Regions from separate parts of the Homo sapiens genome. Here region 2 is linked to region 1. Evidence: chromatin loops called from intact Hi-C (ENCODE). Cell type or tissue: PC-3. All regions are shown on one strand. Links, peaks and the distances in the headings refer to the core of each region. The heading gives the core; the rest is flanking DNA. Region 1 overlaps CAMSAP2 (calmodulin regulated spectrin associated protein family member 2). Region 2 overlaps DDX59 (DEAD-box helicase 59).

Region 1 (9,441 bases), core at 924-8,923:
GTCAAAGGCCTTTTCTGCATCTATTGAGATAATCATGTGGTTTTTGTCTTTGGCTCTGTTTATATGCTGGATTACATTTATTGATTTGCGTATATTGAACCAGCCTTGCATCCCAGGGATGAAGCTGACTTGATCGTGGTGGATAAGCTTTTTGATGTGGTGCTGGATTCAGTTTGCCAGTGTTTTATTGAGGGTTTTCACATTGATGTTCATCAGGGATATTGGCCTGAAATTTTCTTTTTTTGTTGTGTCTTTGCCAGATTTTGGTATCAGGATGATGCTGGCCTCATAAAAAGAGTTATGGAGAAGTCCCTCTTTTTCTGTTGTTTGGAATAATTTCAGAAGGAATGGTACCAGCTCCTCTTTGTACCCCTGGTAGAATTTGGCTGTGAATCCGTCTAGTCCTGGGGTTTTTTTTTTGGTTGGTAGACTTTTAATTACTGCCTCAATTTCAGAACTTGTTATTGGTCTGTTCAGGGATTCGACTTCTTCCTGGTTTAGTCTTGGGAGGGAGTATGTGTCCAGGAATTTATCCATTTCTTCTAGATTTTCTAGTTTATTCGCATAGAGGTGTTTATAGTATTCTCTGATGGCAGTTTGTATTTCTGTGGTATCAGTGGTGATATCCTCTTTATCATTTTTTATTGTATCTATTTGATTCTTCTCTCTTTCCTTCTTTATTAGTCTGGCTAGCAGTCTATCTATTTTGTTAATCTTTTCAGAAAACCAGCTCCTGGATTCATTGATTTTTTTGAAGGCTTTTTCATGTCTCTTTCTCCTTCAGTTCTGCTCTGATCGTAGTTATTTCTTGTCTTCTGCTAAGTTTTGAATTTGTTTGTTCTTGCTTCTCTAGTTCTTTTAAATGTGATGTTAGGGTGTCGATTTTGGATCTTTCCTGCTTTCTCTTGTGGGTATTTAGCACTATAAATTTCACTCTAAACACTGCTTTAGCTGTGTTCCAGAGATTCTAGTACATGTGTCTTTGTTCTCATTGGTTTCAAAGAACTTATTTCTGCCTTAATTTTGTTATTTACCCAGTAGTCATTCAGGAGCAGGTTGTTCAGTTTCCATGTAGTTTAGCGGTTTTGAGTGAGTTTCTTAACCTTGAGTCCTAATTTGATTGCACTGTGGTCTGAGAGACTGTTTGTTATGATTTCCATTCTTTTGCATTTGCTGAGGAGTGTTTTACTTCCAATTATGTAATCAATTTTAGAATAAGTGCAATGTGGTTCTGAGAAGAATGTGTATTCTGTTGATTTGGGATGGCGAATTCTGTAGATGTCTATTAGGTCTGCTTGGTCCAGAGCTGAGTTCAAGTCCTGAATATCCTTGTTGATTTTCTATCTCGTTGATCTAATAGTGACAGTGGGGTGTTCAAGTCTCCCACTATTATTGTGTGGGAGTCTAAGTCTCTTTGTAGGCCTCTAAGAACTTGCTTTATGAATCTGGGTGCTCCTGTATTGGGTGCATATATATTTAGGATAGTTAGTTCTTCTTGTTGCATTGATCCCTTTACCATTATGGAATGCCCTTCTTTGTCTTTTTTTATCTTTGTTGGTTTGACATCTGTTTTATCAGAGACTAGGATTGCAACCCTTGCTTTTTTTTTGCTTTCCATTTGCTTGGTAAATCTTCCTCCATCCCTTTATTTTTAGCCTATGTGTGTCTTTGCACATGTGATGGGTCTTCTGAATAGAGCACACCAGTGGGTCTTGACTCTATCCAATTTGTCAATCTTTGTCTTTTAACTGGGGCATTTAGCCCATTTACATTTAAGGTTAATATTGTTATGTGTGAATTTTATCCTGTCATTATGATGCTAGCTGGTTATTTTGCCTGTTAGTTGATGCAGTTTCTTCATAGTGTCGATGGTCTTTACAATTTGGTATGTTTTTGCAGTGGCTGGTACTGGTTTTTCCTATCCACATTTAGTGCTTCCTTCAGGAGCTCTTGTAAGGCAGGCCTGGTGGTGACAAAAATCTCTCAGTATTTGGTTGTCTGTAAAGGATTTTATTTCTCCTTCGCTTATGAAGCTTAGTTTGACTGGATATGAAATTCTGGGATGAAAATTCTTTTCTTTAAGAAGGTTGAGGCCTGACGCAGTGGCTCACACCTGTAATTGCAGCACTTTGGGAGGCCAAGACGGGCGGATCACAGGGTCGAGAGATTGAGACCATCCTGGCCAACATTGTGAAACCCCTTCTCTACTAAAAATACAAAAATTAGCTGGGCATGGTGGTGTGTGCCTATAGTCCCAGCTACTTGGGAGGCTGAGGCAGGAGAATCTCTTGAACCCAGGAGGTGGAGGTTGCGGTGAGCTGAGATCGCGCCACTGCACTCCAGCCTGGAGACAGAGCAAGACTCCATCTCAAAGAAAAAAAAAAAAATAGAATGTTGAATATTGGCCCCCACTCTCTTCTGGCTTGTAGGGTTTCCACGTAGAGATCCGCTGTTAATCTGATGGGCTTCCCTTTGTGGGTAACCTGACCTTTTGGGTGAATCTGATGATTATGTGTCTTGGGGTTGCACTTCTCGAGGAGTATCTTTGTGGTGGTCTCTGTATTTCGTGAATTTGAATATTGGCCTGTCTTCCTAGGTTAGGAAGTTCTCCTGGAAAATATCCTGAAGAGTGTTTTCCAACTTGGTTCCATTCTCCCCATCACTTTCAGGTGTACCGATCAAACGTAGGTTTGGTCTTTTCACATAGTCCCATATTTCTTGGAGGCTTTGTTTGTTCCTTTTCGTTGTTTTTTCTCTAATCTTGCCTTCATGCTTTATTTTATTAAGTTGATTTTCAATCTCTGATATCCTTTCTAAATTATCTGAAGGTTATTAAAGCTTACACCATCTAAATTATATTTAGATGAGTTACCTATAAGCTAAAAGCTAGAGTCAGATGGCAGTATCTAAGATGAACTCTTAAGTGTAGGTGGTATCCTTGTTTTCTTTTTCATAATCTCTTTAACTCGTCTTAGTACCTTATTTATTTATTTGTTCTGGGAACCACATTTGAGCTTTGAGAGGCAGGAGGACAGTGCTTGATGTGTTGGCAGCTAGTAACCCCTAGTTTAACTGAGTTGAGGACAGTAGTAATACTATGGTGGCAATAGCAAGATTTTTATCTCTGCAGCCTTATAGTACAACTGTCTTGGTTTAAAACTGGATTTTATTTTAACTAAATTCTGTTTTAAACCAAGATAGTTCTATATAAGAATGTCTTTGGATTGGAAGCCTTGGTTTTAGTTTATTCTTGAATTGTCAATATCAGAAGTTTAGAAATAGTAATTCAATGGCAAAGTATTATTACATAATAACAAAAGATTTATTGTGAAATACTGGGGCCAACATGGAGGAATGGCAAGTATACGAGCTTTGACCATAGACAGACCAGGATTTTGAATCCTAGTTCTAACTCTTACTAACTCTGTGACCAAATGTAGATACTCATCCTGAGATTTCCTCATTGATAAAATGACATATCATCTCAGCGGAGTTGCAAGTGGTGTTTTACTTTTATCTCCATGTAAATTAAAGATAAATGAAACTTATGAAAAAGTGTTTATATAGATAAATGATATGTAAAATATTTTCTAAGTTGGAATAACTTTGAAAAACTATAGAGTTTAATATGAATATGCAGTATGTACCATTTTAGCAGAATAACTAGTACCTCATGTTTGTGATTGATTAAAGTATTTATTTCCTCTTAAATACCTGTGGGCGTACTTGGGCATAGTAGGCAGTCTAGCCACTTTATTAGTCCAAAAACTAAGTTCATTTTAGGATTTTTTTTTAAGTTCTATGTCTAAATCTGATACAAGAATAGTAAAAGCCATGCAGTAGTAGATCTTTTATCTTAATTTATGAGGCTAAAAATTTCTTATAACACTGAAACCCTTTCCTTTCTTTAATAGGTTTAACCTTCATTTCTAATACATAAATGTAATTTATTTTTGCTTAGACTCCACTGGTTGGAGATGATAAAAATATAACCCTTGTAACACAGATATAGAACCTAATGGTGGCCTTTGGATGATACTTCAGCTCTCACCCAGTAAAGTCCCTGGGATTCCACATTCCCCAAATCCTTTTCTTTTCATTGAAATGCCAAGTAGCCCTCCTGCTTTTTCTTCCATAACCAGCCTTCCTGCTGCTGCTCTTAGATGTCATGCTATGCTCTGCCACCTGGTGGTTGCAATGTACACTGCTGTTTCTGTTGCTGCCGCAGTTGCCTCCTACAAGGTGCAGAGGTTGGGATTTAAGTCTGCAGGTGTGATGTTCAGTGTTGTGGGCTCTGGAGGCAGATTTCTAAGTTTGAATCCCTACATCACTGCCTCCTTGCTGTGTAACCTTGGACAGGTTATACAGTTTTCTTATCTGTAAAATAGGTAGAGTAATAGTGCTTACCCTCACAGGGTTGTTTCATTAAATTAATACAAATGCTGAGAACATTACATACTGAAAACAGTACATGACAGAAAACAGTAAAATGCCAAAAACAGTATGTGACACTTAACAGTGTTAGTTATTGTTATTATTCTGATCTGAATGCTTTAGGTAAGCAATTAAACGTGTATATTTTATTTGGAGCTATCATAGCTCCAAACTGATTGATTTTAGCCTTGAGTTTATTTTTTAATGTTGATCTTTTCTAAATCCATTGTGTATATACTTTCTGTTATACATAATTTTTAATTATCACTATCATATTGTAAAGTTAAGAAGTAAAAAAAAAAAATCACACTAAAATGTAAGAGTTCTTAAAGTGAGTGAATATCATATGGAAATAACCACAGCACAGTAGTGGAATTTTTAGAAATTTGTTTTTTAATTTGGGAAGTTAATCAGTGAAATGAGCTTTGTTCTGAAAATGTATCCCAATTTTCGAAGTAAACTATAGATTTTATTTGTGTTTTTACATACTATAACAAGGTAATTTCTAAGTTTTACTTTTATTCATTCATTTTCCCTTTCTGTTGTGTGTGCGTGTGTGTCTGTGGTATTCAAACATTATTATGGTATGATGTTCTGTTTTTCTTTTTTTTTTTCTTTGAGACAGAGTCTTGCTCTGTTGCCCAGGCTGGAGTGCAGTGGTGCGACCTCGGCTCACTGCAACCTCCACCTCCCGGGTTCATGCCATTCTCCTGCCTCAGCCTCCTGAGTAGCTGAGACTACAGGTGTCCGCCACCACGCCTGGCTAATTTTTTGTATTTTTAGTAGAGACAGGGTTTCACCGTGTTAGCCAGGATGGTCTCGATCTCCTGACCTTGTGATCTGCCCACCTCGGCCTCCCAAAGTGCTGGGATTACAAGCGTGAGCCACCGCGCCTGGCCAGATGTTCTGTTTTTCTTGTTTCTTGTCTGTTTCCTTCCTTTTTCATATTTTTATGTATATATATAAAACAGTATTATAGTGTGGTATTCTGTTTTTTCCACTCAATTTTATATTGTACACATTTCCCTTATTTTTAAATAGTTTAATATATCATAAATTACTCATTTTGGTTGGATATTGTTTTCTTTCTGTTGTATAATATTATAATGGTTATTTTTTATTTATACAGCGTTTTTATCCTCTCTCATGTGTTTATAGAACAAACTGCCAAGAGGAGTCTTAAGAGTACATGAATGATTTTGTGGCTCTTGAAATATTTTCCCACATTTTAATCCAAAAATGCCATGCTTTTTAATGCTGTTAAACAGGAATTTACTTTCACCCATAAAACATTGTCTAGGAACAAAAGTGAAAAAGACAGGATCCCTGCTCTCCAGGGATGGAGTATAACGGAGAGGATACATACAGATGAATGACTAAGAGAAAGGCTGCAATATTCTGAGTGTGAAGGAAGAACTGGGATAGTTGGACAGTAGCAGTGTGGAAAATACTTCTTAGAGGAGATTGAATATGAAAATGCGGTTTTAATTTGAAATAATTATTGATCCTACTTTTTCTTTCTTGCATATTATGTTTGTCATTTCTGAAACATATTTTTTTGCTTTGCAACAAAATGACTTAACTCCTGCCAACTGCATGATATGGTAGAAAGAGCACACAGGTTTGGACAAATTGCATAATTGTCTAAACTTCAGTTTCTGCACATATAAAACATAAATGATACTTCCTTTAGAGACTTTTGAGGATTATAGAAAGTGTTTTTTATCTATTGTCTCCAGGCTTATTTCAAAAAATATTTGAAATGAAAGAGTTAATATACTAATAAAGTATTTAGCACAGTATATGGCACATAAGTTAGACTTAGTAAGTAGGAGCCACTGTTGGTTTTATGATTGCCAGTGTTAAGCATTCTGCTTCTTACAAAGCGTCAGCTTTCCTATAAATACTGCTCAGTTTTCTAGAAGCTGGAACTGCCACCTCCTAAACGATCAGAATTCACTTCCTCAACCTCCAGAGTAACCCAGCTCTTGAGTCTTTATAGTAACCAAAAGGCTAGCTTCTTTCTTTCCTTTCCTTTCTTTAGCCCCTGCTAGTTGCCAGATACCACGTTAGATGTAGGGAATAGGAAGATAACTGAGATAATATCCTACAACTGTCTATCTAGAGAAATAGAGTCATATGCAGGTGACTGTGCACATGTCAGAGAAATCAGTGGTTCTCAACCCTGGCTGCTCATTAGCATCACCTGGGGAAGCTGTTTAAAAATACCAGTGCTGATGCCGTACTTTAGATAATTTAGAAATTAATGCAAACAGAAACAATATTCTGTAGGAACCTGTACTCATTGATAGGTTGAGTGAGTCATTTTGATTGGAAAGAGAACTGGAAAAATCTTCACAATCAGAGTAACATTCAAACCAACGACAAAACTTAGTCTGTATTGTTAGGAGGACAACAAGCCAGGGCACAAAAGCTTGAAAACTGGTAGCAGATTGGAGAAGGAAATGGTAGATTCTAAGGCTAGACTAACAAAGCAGCTAATAAGAAAGAAAGAAAGAAACTTTACCTCTTTTAAGGAGTTTAGACTTCGTTATGTAGAAAATGAGGTAGACTTTATGAGAGAATGATATGATGCAATCTCCGATTTGGAAAAAACAGCCGCTAGTTTATAACATTGTCAAAAGTAAATTCCAGATGGAATTAAAGTTATGGAAAAAATAGAGAATAATATTTCTATATTTTGGGGTTGGAGAAGACCTTTATAAACATGTTATCAACTCCAAAGCCATAAAGGAAAACACTGAGATTAACAGATTTTACCAAGTAAATATTTAAAACTCTGCAACAAAAGGTACCCTAAAGTTGAAAGTCTGGAGAAAAACTAGGGGAAAGTATTTGCTACCTCAATGACAGAAGGTTAAAAAGTACTTAATATATAATGAGCTCTTACAAATCAGTTAAGAATAGGCAAAAGATTTGAGCAGGTAGCTTTCCAAAGAAGAAATGCAAATGGTTGCTAAAGCACATAAAAGGATGCTCATCTTCAGTGATAATCAGGATTGTAAAGTCAAACAAGAGTGGGGTCTTCTAAACTTTCATGTTGATACAGATTTTTAAAAGTGAATAATATCTAATGTTGTCAAAAATGTGGAGAAACAGGCAGGCTGATAACGTTGGTGGGAGATAAGTTGGTGTAACCTTTCTAGAGAGTAGATTAATGGTTATCTATCAAAACTTAAATTGTGGTTGCCCTTGGACCCAGTGGCCACAACTAAGAATTATCCCTGGAGAAATACAATGTTGTAACATTGTTGGTAATGCCAAGCAGTGTAAATGTGTACATATTTCATAGGCATTAAACTTTTTTGTAGGAATATATACCAGACTGAAGAAACTGGTGGAGGGAGGGGCACTTCATATACTACTGTAATGTTTTTTTTAGAACTTCCATATAATTGTGTGTGTGTGTGTGTGTGTGTATCTATCTATCTATCTATCTATCTATCTATCTATCTATCTATCTATCTATGCCAAATCTATCTATCTGTGCCAAAGGCTAGAAGTCCTGTTCTGGATGAATTAGATGAGGAAGAAGTTGGAGGCAGGAAAACCAGTTAAAGAATTTTTTACCTTGTTCAAGTGTGAGAAATGTTTGGGTCTGAATTGGAACTGTGACAATCAGAATGAGGAAGAGGGAAGATTTGAAAGATAGAGAATCTATAAACTTGTACTATGTGGGTGAGAAGAATGAGGAAAGACTGTCAAAGATGGTTCTGAAGTCGGTAAGTTATATTGCTGAGTAAATGACCATGACATTATAAAAAATAGGAAAAACAAGAAAAGAAGCATCTTTGGAGTAGAAGATAATGAGTATCTTAAATATAGATCCTCAATAAGTATTTGAACAATAAATTAGTTTGGGTCAGTTAGCTCATCTTTAGCATGTACAATTTATGCTTTCTTATTAAGGCTGGTCTTCTGTAGTTATTCTGCTGCTTGTTAGGAGATGTCATTAACATTTCAAAATATGTAAAAAGCAATTTCTAAATATAATTTTTAAACTATTTGTTCTTGTTTTATATTTTCAGAGTGCACATTTGGCCATGATCGATACCCTCATGATGGCTTATACTGTAGAAATGGTCAGTATAGAAAAAGTAATTGCGTGTGCTCAGCAGTATTCAGCTTTTTTTCAAGCCACAGATCTGCCCTATGATATTGAGGACGCTGTCATGTACTGGATAAATAAGGTAGGATTATACTCACTTGAGTAAATCGCATCTCATAGCCAGAAAACGTGAAATTCTAAATTATACATTGCCACTTCATTACTCTTTTTGTTTCAAATCAAAGTGCAAACTTAAGTTGTAAAATACACTTAAATTTTTTAGTAAAAAAGCTTAAAATGATGAAAATAGTTTTCTGTATACTTAGCAATATTTATGATTACTCTTTTTTTTTTTTTTTTTTTGAGAAGTAGTCTCGCTCTGTCACCCAGGCTGGAGTGAAGTGGCATGATCTCGGCTCACTGCAACCTCCGCCCTTCAGGTTCTAGCAATTCTCATGCCTCGGCCTCCCAAGTAGCTGGGATTACAGGCGTTTGCCACCACACCCGGCTAATTTTTGTGTTTTTAGTGGAGACGAGTTTTCGCCATGTTGGCCAGGCTGGTCTGGAACTCCTGGCCTCACGGTGATCTACCCACCTTGGCCTCCCAAAGTGCTGCAATTACAGGCGTGAGCCACCACGCCTGGCCAATATTTATAATTACTCTTAATGATTAATCTGGTTCATACCAGATTATGAAAAAATTCAGAACACTCCTAATAGTGAACTATACACAGTGGGTGTTCAGTAAATATTTTTTGAATTCATTTCAAGAATGAAATAATTTTCTTACATTTCCAGTTAGGGGATTCTTAGGTTTGCTTGACCAAGTTGCACAAGATCCTATTGATTGTGGATTCCTCTTCTTGGAAATTTTTATGGAGCTGTGATTTGTGCTTTGAAGATGCTTAATTTGTCAGCTTATCACTCCCTTTGCCAAT
Region 2 (9,441 bases), core at 818-8,817, 160 kb before region 1:
GCTAGGAGAGGATGGCAGGAGAAATCTGAGCTATCAGACCTTCTTCACCTTGGAGCCACTACTGATTCCTCAGTTCCTGGATTGATGTGCCCAGGACACCTTTAGTCTGGGTCTTTCTTTAAACCTCATATGAATCCTTGAATCATTTACAATGATCTCTCATTTTTAAAAAAAAGTCAGAAATGCATCATCACCCAATACCTCTCCAACAACATTAAGGTAAATCATTTTAATTTTCTTTTTCTTTTCTTTTTTTTTTTTTTTTTGAGCCAGAGTCTTGCTTGGTTGCCCAGGCTGGAGTGCAGTGGTGAGATCTTGGCTCTGCCTCCTGAGTTCAAGCAATTCTCCTGCCGCAGCCTCCTGAGTAGCTGGGATTACAGGCAGGCGCCACCAGGCCCAGCTGATTTTTGTATTTTTAGTAGAGACAGGGTTTCACCATGTTGGCCAGGCTGGTCTCGAACTCCTGACATCAGGTGATCCACCTGCCTCGGCCTCCCAAAGTGCTGGGATTACAGGCATGAGCCACCGCGCCCAGCCAATTATTTAATTTTCTAGAGGTTTGAATGATTTATAATTTTACATGTACTATTTAATATCTATTAATGAAAGTTCAAGTATACAAACTAATTTTTCTTTTTCTTTCTCTTTCTTTCTTTCTTTTCTCTCTCTCTCCCTCTATCTCTCCCTTTCTTTCTTTCCTTCCTTCCCTCCCTTCCTCCCTTCCTTCCTTTCTTCCTTCCTTCCTTCCTTTCTCTCTTTCTCTCTCTTTTTCCTTTTTTTGTGATAGGGTCCTGCTCTATCACCCAGGCTGGGGTGCAATTGTTCAAACAGCTCACTGCAGCCTTGACCTCCTGGGCTCAAGCGATCCTCCCAACCTCAACCTGCTGAGTGGCTAGGACTATAGGTACATTCCACCACACCCAGCTGATTTTTTAATTTTTTGTAAAGACAGGGTCTCGCTATGTTGCTCAGGCTACAAACTAATTTCTTAACACAATGCTATCTTTCTCCATAAATAAAATTAAAGTATAACTACTTATACTAAAACACACACACAAACTTCCACACTTTTTCTTCACCCTCAAATCCAAAAGAATTTAAAGGAAATTGAATATTTATTTATCCATAAGTAAATGAATATGAAATCTGCTCATTATTTTAAAAGGACATATAGTGAACATCTCCCAGCTGTCTCCTCTCCATAGGCTACCACATTTGCCTTTTTACTATCCTTCCAAAGATAATTTCTGTGTGTTAGTGTGTATGTAGACGCATACACGCACATTTATATAAAATGCTATTTCAATTAGGAATTTTCTGTATTTATATTTTTGCATTCATGAAAGTCATAAACTACTTAATTGTGTAAAATGTCATAAAAATCATGACACTTTGGCTGGGAGTGGTGGCTTACGCCTATAATCCCAGCACTTTGGGAGGCCGAGGCTGGTGGCTCACTAAGGTCAAGAGTCCGAGACCAGCCTGGCCAACATGGTGAAACCCCATCTCTACTAAAAATACAAAAATTAGCTGAGTGTGGTGGCACCCACCTGTAATTCCAGCTACTTGGTAGGCTGAGGCAGGAGAATCGCTTCAACCCGGGAGGCAGAGGTTGCAGTGAGTGAAGATCATGCCATTGCACTCCAGCCTGGGAGACAGAGAGAGACTCAGTCTCAAAAAAAAAACAAAAACAAAAACAAAAATCATGACACTTGTTTATAAATGCCCTAATGTCCTTTCTGTGAAGCACTACATTTAATTGAATGCACTCGGTTGCCTAACTCTTATGCCATAGCAGCTTTGTCAGTTCTAAAATGCTGCCCTGGCTTCAGGATTCATTTTACTATTATCTCCTGACTCCCAGCCCTTAAAATTCTCTGTAATTCCAATGTAAATATCACAGGATTCCAAATAGAAAAAAAAAAGTTAAAAACAGTCCCTCCCTAGTTAAAATCGCCCTTCTCTTAGCAGACTCTTTGCTTTCCTTTAGATATGTTGGATTTTTGAGAACTTGTCAGAGACATATCAGTCCCTGATCGCCAGTAGTTAATTATCTGTACTGTGAATGTGTTCACGGAAGTTCTGGTGAACTATCCAATCCTTCAGTGATGGTATTGGGCGGAGAAAGCCATGGCAGATGCTGCCACCTGGGGAGCACAGGGAAGAGTTGTAAAATGCACTGAGAAGGAGGGATTCGAACACCAGCCAGAAGAACTCAGATTTGATGAGGCTGTTAGCCGGGAGCAGTTGAAGGTTTCTGAGTAAGGAAACATCAGAGAAGGACAGCAGGTCCTCGAATAACATCATTTTGCTCAATGCCATTTCGTTATAATGTTTTGTTTTTTAAACAGATTCTCACTGTTACCCAGGCTGGAGAGAAGCAGCATGATCACAGCTCACTGAAACCTCGGCCTCCCCAGGCTCAGGCGAGTAGCTAGGACCATAGGCACATGCCACCAGGGCTGGCTAATTTTTGCATTTTTTTTTTTTTGTAGAGAAGAGGGTCTCACTATGTTGCCCAGGCTGTTCTCAAACTCCTGGGCTCAAGCGATCTGTCCACCTCGGCCTCCCAAAGTGCTGGGATTATAGGCTTGTGCCACCATGCCTGGCCGCGTTATAATGTTGATGAGAAAAACATGGATTCCCGGCTGGGGCCACTGTCTGTGTGGAGTTCGTATGTTCTCCCTATGTCGGCATGGGTTATCTTTGGGTGCTGTGGTTTCCTCCCACATCCCAAAGGTGTGCACGTAAGGTCATTGGCATGTCTACATGGTCCCAATGTGAGTGTGGGTGAGTGGGTGCTCCCTGCATAGGAGTGGAGTGCGGGTGAGTGAATGCTCCCTGCATGTGAGTGGAGTGTGGGTGAGTGCTCCCTGCGTGGGAGTGGACTGTGGGTGTGAGTGCTCCCTGCAAAGGGATGGTAGTCTGTCCAGGGTGGGTTCCCACCTGGCCCCCTGGGCTGCTGGGATGAGCTTTCAATGTTTTTTTGTTTTGTTTTATTTTTTGAGACAGAGTTTCGCTCTCGTTGCTCAGGCTGGAGTGCAATGGCACGATTTCGGCTCACAGCATCCTCCGCTTCCCAGGTTCAAGCGATTCTCCCGCCTCAGCCTCTGAGTAGCTGGGATTACAGGCCTGTGCCACCACGCCTGGCTAATTTTTGTATTTTTTAGTACAGATGGGGTTTCTCCATGTTGGTCAGGCTGGTCTCAAACTCTCGACCTCAGGTGATCCGCCCGCCTTGGCCTCCCAAAGTGCTGGGATTACAGGCATGAGCCACCACGCCCGGCCAGAACTTTCAATGTTTTGTTTGTGTGTTTTCTTGTAGTCTTGCTCTGTCGCCCAGGCTGGAGTGCAGTGGCGTGATCTCGACTCACTGCAACCTCTGCCTCCCGGGTTCACGACATTCTCCTGCCTCAGCCTCCCGAGTAGCTGGGACTACAGGCGCCCGCCACCACGCCCGGTTAATTTTTTGTATTTTTAGTAGAGACGGGGTTTCACTGTGTTAGCCAGGGTGGTCTCGATCTCTTCACCTCGTGATCTGCCCACCTCAGCCTCCCAAAGTGCTGTGATTACAGGCGTGAGCCACCGCGCCCGGCCATCGAGCTTTCAATGTTTACTATCAGAAGTGCTTTGGTCTGTATTTAAAAGTTCGGTGATATTTTTGTGACCAGGAATATGCCATGGGAACTTCACTCTTGTTTATATCAATTAACCTGTGGTAGAATTGGTTTTGCTATGTGTCGTTTCACTTAAAGTCACAGTTTCCAAGAATTTATCAACGACATGAAGTGAGTACTTACTGTAGTGATATTTTACTTGGAAAATATTCTCCTCCTGTGGATTCCTGTGGATTAGAGGAATATTGAGGGGAAAGGGCTAATATTTTGAAGTGATGAAGTCTTGGGCTTCAGTACCAGCATGAAAATGTGGACATTTTGAAAAAATACAGATAGGACTTCGTGACTAAGCAGATATGGAGATTAGGAAGAGAAATGAGTCAGTGATGACAGCAGGGCTTTGACTGAGCAGGACTGGGGGCGTGGTAGCACCATAGGCAATAGGGAAGTCAGAAAGGAGGAACTAGGCTTTCTGTAGGGAAGATGATAAATTTGGCTTTGGAAATGCCGATTTTGAGGCAAAAAGTTCAGTGAAAAGTTGAAGATATATATCTTCAACTATAGCTAGCTAGCTAGCTAGCTAGATAGAAAGGAGCCAGGGCACAAGCAAAAGGATGGGATTGGAGATTGTATGTGTATATATGTTTTTATCATGTAATATTTCAAATACATCAAATGTAAATCAAATAGTAATGAACTTTCATGGCCTATCACCTGACTTTAATAATGATAAACTCTTGGCCAAACTTCATCCACAGTCCTCACCTTGTATTATTCTGAAGCAAATTCTAGACATGGAGATAGGGATTTAAAAGTATGAAGCACAGAAAATATAGATTTGGGGAAAACCTCAGAGAACCTTAAAGCAAACTTTCTCATTTTACAGTTGAGCAAAGCTAAAGATTAGAGAAGTAATTAATTTGCCCTATTAAAAAAACAAAACTGGTAGAGCTGTAAACGGAATCCAGTTATTTGCAAACAGCTTTGCCAAGGGGTCTTCTTTCTGCGATGAAATGAGGAAAGTAAAGCTGATGTGCAAATTTTTCAAAGCTAAAATTTATTTGTAAGTTACTATTTGTAAACATTACAAAAATAAACACTCGTCTTATGCTTTATTTGTAATTTTGTCCTATATCATCACACGTGCAACACATTATAAAATATAAAATAGGTTCTCACACTAACAGTAGAACAAGAGAACTGTGTTTACTTAATTATCCATTGGTTGGTTTTCACACTGTGGCCCTAGAGCCTCTGAGGTCATTGTAAGTATGCCTTGGCGGCAACAAAAGAGTCCTATCTGTCCGGAGTCAGTTTACTGGTGGCTGCCAGGAAAGTCACCTTGGATGACACGTTACCTCTTGTACCATACCTCTGTTTATGGAGTAAACTTCATATTGATTGTGGTGAGTAGACTGTATAACAAGGCAATAAGAGATGCGTTGATATTAATTCCAGAGAAGGGCACAACCCAAATAATATTCAGCTGCCAGAAGAAAATAGTGTAGTTTTACTGGAAAATATGACAGGTCGTGGATCCAGCTTAGATTTATTAAATTAATCAGTGAGTCACAGTTTAAATATGTGGCAATGATCTTTGTAAAGATGTTATGAAACCAAAAAAACTAAAAAAAAAAAAAAGAACCCACTTTGACTTGTTGAATAAAAAGGTGATTTAAAAAACGTGCTTGGGCCTGGGCGTGGTGGCTCCCAGCACTTTGGGAGGCCAAGATGGGCAGATCACCTGAGGCCTGGAGTTTGAGACCAGCCTGACCAACATGGTGAAACCTTGTCTCTACTAAAAATACAAAAATTAGGCTGGGTGTGGTGGCTCACGCCTGTAATCCCAGCACCATGGGAGGCCAAGGTGGGCGGATCACCTGAGGTCCAGAGTTTGAGACCAGCCTGGCCAACATGGTGAAACCTCATTTCTACTAAAAATACAAAAATTAGGCTGTGTGTGGTGGCTCAGGCCTGTAATCCCAGCACTTTGGGAGGTCGAGGTGGGTGGATCACTAGGTCAAGAGATGGAGACCATCCTGGCCAACATGGTGAAACCCAGTCTCTACTAAAAATACAAAAATTAGCTGGGCGTGGTGGTGTACAGCTGTAGTCCCAGCTACTCAGGAGGCTGAGGCAGGAGAATCACTTGAACCTGGGAGGTGGAGGTTGCAGTGAGCCAAGATAACGCTGCTGCACTCCAGCCTGGACAGCAGAGTGAGACTCCATCTCAAAATAATAATAAAAAAATAAATAAAATAAAAATGTGCTTGGTATTAGAAATACTAATAGAATGGCATTAAAAGTATCTTATAAAGTGGCACTGAATATTCTAGAATCTAAAAGCCACCCCTTAAGGTGTTTGCCATATAAAAGATGTTTGCTTCAATCTGGCAATAAAGCAACCAATTCAGTATTTTTATAATATAGTTACTGTAAAACAAATGTCTGAGAGTGTATGTGATTATTAGTTTTTTTAGCTAATTAAAAATTTAAACTGTATGGTAATTCTCACAAAAATCTATTATTTAAAATTTTATAATATAGTACATTAGTGTCCTTTCTGGGGAAGGATGGTCTCTTATTCAGAGAGTAAGTCCTTCTCTCTTGTTTAGTACTACATGTTTTTTCTTTCATGAACTAATGATAGGTGGTAGCTTTTTAAAAAGAAGATCTTTAATTGGGAAAAAAATACTGGCAACACTGGGACCAAATTTTTTTAAAAGTCTAATGTTCTGGTCTCTAAAATACATAATTGAGGAAACCACTGCATTGCTGCACCCCAGACAACAGAAGAGCAGACATGTGAGACAAGGAAGTTGCCAAAGGAAAGATCTTAAGGAATGAGAAGCAGAAGTCAAGATTCAGAGAGGCAGGAAGAACCAGTAACAGGAGTCTGAAAATTGTGTGGCGAGAGGGAAGTAAAGGGAAGGGCGCTGATAGCCGGCTTCTCCCCTATTGGGTATTTGACATATGCAACTGCGCTTAACTCTCATAATAAGCCTGTGAGTTAGGGGCTCTTTCCTCCACCTCTAACTCATCACCTGGCCTTAAGAAAGTGTGGGTTTCAAGAAGGGTGGCCCACAATGACCGACGCAATAAAAAAGTTTAAAGTGAGAGCTGGCAGAACATGTGGTTTAAGAAGGTCAACAGAGACCACGGGAAGATCATGTATGTACAGTGGTGGGAAGAAGCCAGACTGCCAGCAAATTAAGTAAACCAGTGGGGTTATACTATAGCTAATATTTTTTTGCATTACTACAGTCTCTCAAATAATATTATTTTTGTTAAAATAATAGTTTCCTTTCCAGAACTTTGGCAGGCAGAGGCAGGAGGATCATTTGAGGCCAGGAGTTTGAGACCAGCCTGAGCAACATAGTGAGACAACGCCTGTGGTCCCAGCTACTTGGGAGGCTGAGGTGGGAGGATTGTTGGAGCCTGGGAGGTTAAGGCTGTAGTGAGCCATGATCATGCCACTGCACTCCAGTATAGGGTGACAGGGTGAGATGCTATCTCAAAAAAACAAAACAAAACTACATATCCTGTAAATGCTGTTTTTCTGGCCATGCCACTTTTATTTATAAACAAGTAGGCCAGGCGTGGTGGCTCATGCCTGTAATCCCAGCACTTTAGGAGGCCGAGGCAGGCGGATCACAAAGTCAGGAGATTGAGACCATCCTGGCTAACACAGTGAAACCCCATCTCTACTAAAAATACAAAAAATTAGCCGGGCGTGGTGGCAGGCGCCTGTAGTTCCAGCTACTTGGGAGGCTGAGGAAAGGGAATGGCATGAACCCAGGAGGCAGAGCTTGCAGTGAGCCGAGATCGTGCCACTGCACTCCAGCCTGGGCGACAGAGCGAGACTCTGTCTCAAAACAAAAACAAAAACAAAAACAAACAAAAAACCTATTAATTGAATTAGCAGGGCAACATTCATTCAATAACACAATGACATTATTTTGATAAGTAGCCTATCTTATTTTTAAAACAGCATTAACCAAGCAGAAGGTAAAACAACTGAGAATGAAAGTAGACATTTCATATTTATCTTTCAAAAGTGGTTCTGAAAATTTCTTCCAGTTTCTATCATTTACATTTTTCCTAATTCTCATTTATTCAACAGTAATTTAAGTGCCAATGTGCTTGTGGAACTGTGGGGGAACCAAGTAAAACAATCACTGATCCGAGTCAGAGTCTTTGTGGAGGTTTCTGGTTCTGACAGTAGCTCTGAGGACTGTTTATTTTAAAAAGAAAAAAGAAACTTCATCCAGAAAAGAAAACACTGTCTTTTATTTAATAATTCATTTTCTGATGTTTTTAATTTATAAGAATTAAGGGAAATAAATACAATATAGTTATATAAATTTTATTAAATTAAAAATATCTTAAAATTTTTAAAATTCATGTACATTTCCATTTATGCAAACCATAATTTTTTGCTGACTATATACAATAAAAAAAAATATTCAAGTGGCAGAGAAAATCATTTCTGAGAATTACTTTTATCATGTTTTCTGATAATATCCATAAGATTAGCTCCTGTAACCAGATCATTCTGTGTCTGTTTATCTTTCTGTTGTTCCTTTCTCTTCTGGTCATGAAGGTATGGGGAATTTAATAACTGAGGGGGAAGAATGGATCCTGTGGGCTTTACTCGTTTTGCAATATCCCAGAAGAGTCTTTTTGAATTATTATTGATGAAAGTAATCGCTGTTCCATTTTGACCTAATCTTCCTACTCTTCCAATCTGAAATAAAATGCAAAGAACATTTTCAAGATGTCCATGTAAAATCTTAGTGTCTTTTGAAAGAAAATGAATAATATTACTTAAAGTAGCATTACTGGCTGGGTGCAGTGGCTCACGCCTGTAACCCCAGCACTTTGGGAGCTGAGGCAGGTGGATCACCTGAGGTCAGGAGTTTGAGACCAGCCTGGCCAACGTGGCAAAATCCTGTCTCTACTAAAAACACAAAAATTAGCCAGGCATGGTGGCAAACACCTGTAAATTCTAGCTACTTGGGAGGCTGAGGCAAAAGAATCGCTTGAACCCAGGAGGCGGAGCTTGCAATGAGCTGAGATCGTGCCACTGCACTCCAGCCTGGGTGGCAGAAAAAGACTCCATCTCAAAAAAAAAAAAAAAAAAAAAAGGAGCTTTACTAAGATTAACCTTCATCCAGACAGCATTTTTTGAATTATGCATCTCAATATATCTGTGAAATCAATTTAGTAGGCCTCCACCAGCATATTTTTAATGGAACAGACCAAACAGAAAATAAGAGAGTGATCACATAAAATAAAAGTAAGTATCATTTGTGAAACTTGTGTTTTAGTTATACCTGTATGGGTGGTGTTGGGGGTAATGACATAAAGATGTTTCTTATTGTGGGTGGGTTAAGGTCAAAAAATTCTGAAAGCCCCTGCATTAAGAGCAAGAGGACTATTTACTTCCAAGGCTACTTAAGAGGCCTTGAAATGTGAGATTTATACTAAATCATCTTTGCATAAAGTTATTTGTCTTTTTTTTTTGAGGCGGAGTCTCACTCTGTTGCCCAGGCTGGAGCGCAATGGTGCAATGTCGGCTCACTGCAACCTCCGCCTCCTGGGTTCAAGCAATTCTCTGCCTCAGCTTCCCAAGTAGCTGGGATTACAGGCACCCGCCACCATATCTGGATAATTTTTTGTATTTTTAGTAGAGATGGGGTTTCACCATCTTGACCAGGCTGGTCTTAAACTCCTGACCTTGTGATCTACCTGCCTCAGCCTCCCAAAGTGCTAGGATTACAGGCCCGGCTAGTTATTTCTCATGTTGAGAGAATTAAATGGA

The links. Peaks named below come from ENCODE experiments on the same cell type or tissue, not always from the same donor. Only the 100,000 strongest peaks of a DNase experiment are listed, where the experiment ranks them.
Region 2: it touches region 1 in a loop (2.3-fold over the local background); 2 of 110 quality-filtered maps call a loop at or near these places.

Annotation. Positions count from the first base shown.
Region 1 is chr1:200,798,893-200,808,333 of GRCh38, forward strand. CAMSAP2 (calmodulin regulated spectrin associated protein family member 2) reads left to right here. Exons shown (of 17, transcript NM_203459.4): 3 at 8,484-8,645. Among named protein-coding and RNA genes, the nearest start is that of CAMSAP2, 65 kb to the left of the region's middle. In PC-3, for the core only: CTCF peaks have their summits at 4,197 (motif pointing left) and 4,399; a DNase peak (open chromatin) is centred at 4,179.
Region 2 is chr1:200,636,154-200,645,594 of GRCh38, forward strand. It overlaps DDX59 (DEAD-box helicase 59), which reads right to left. Exons shown (of 8, transcript NM_001031725.6): 8 at 7,884-8,364. The coding sequence ends at 8,101. Among named protein-coding and RNA genes, the nearest start is that of KIF14, 20 kb to the left of the region's middle. RefSeq lists enhancers at 2,637-3,352, 3,328-4,527. In PC-3, for the core only: a CTCF peak has its summit at 2,130 (motif pointing left); a DNase peak (open chromatin) is centred at 4,018; H3K27ac peaks cover 2,067 bases.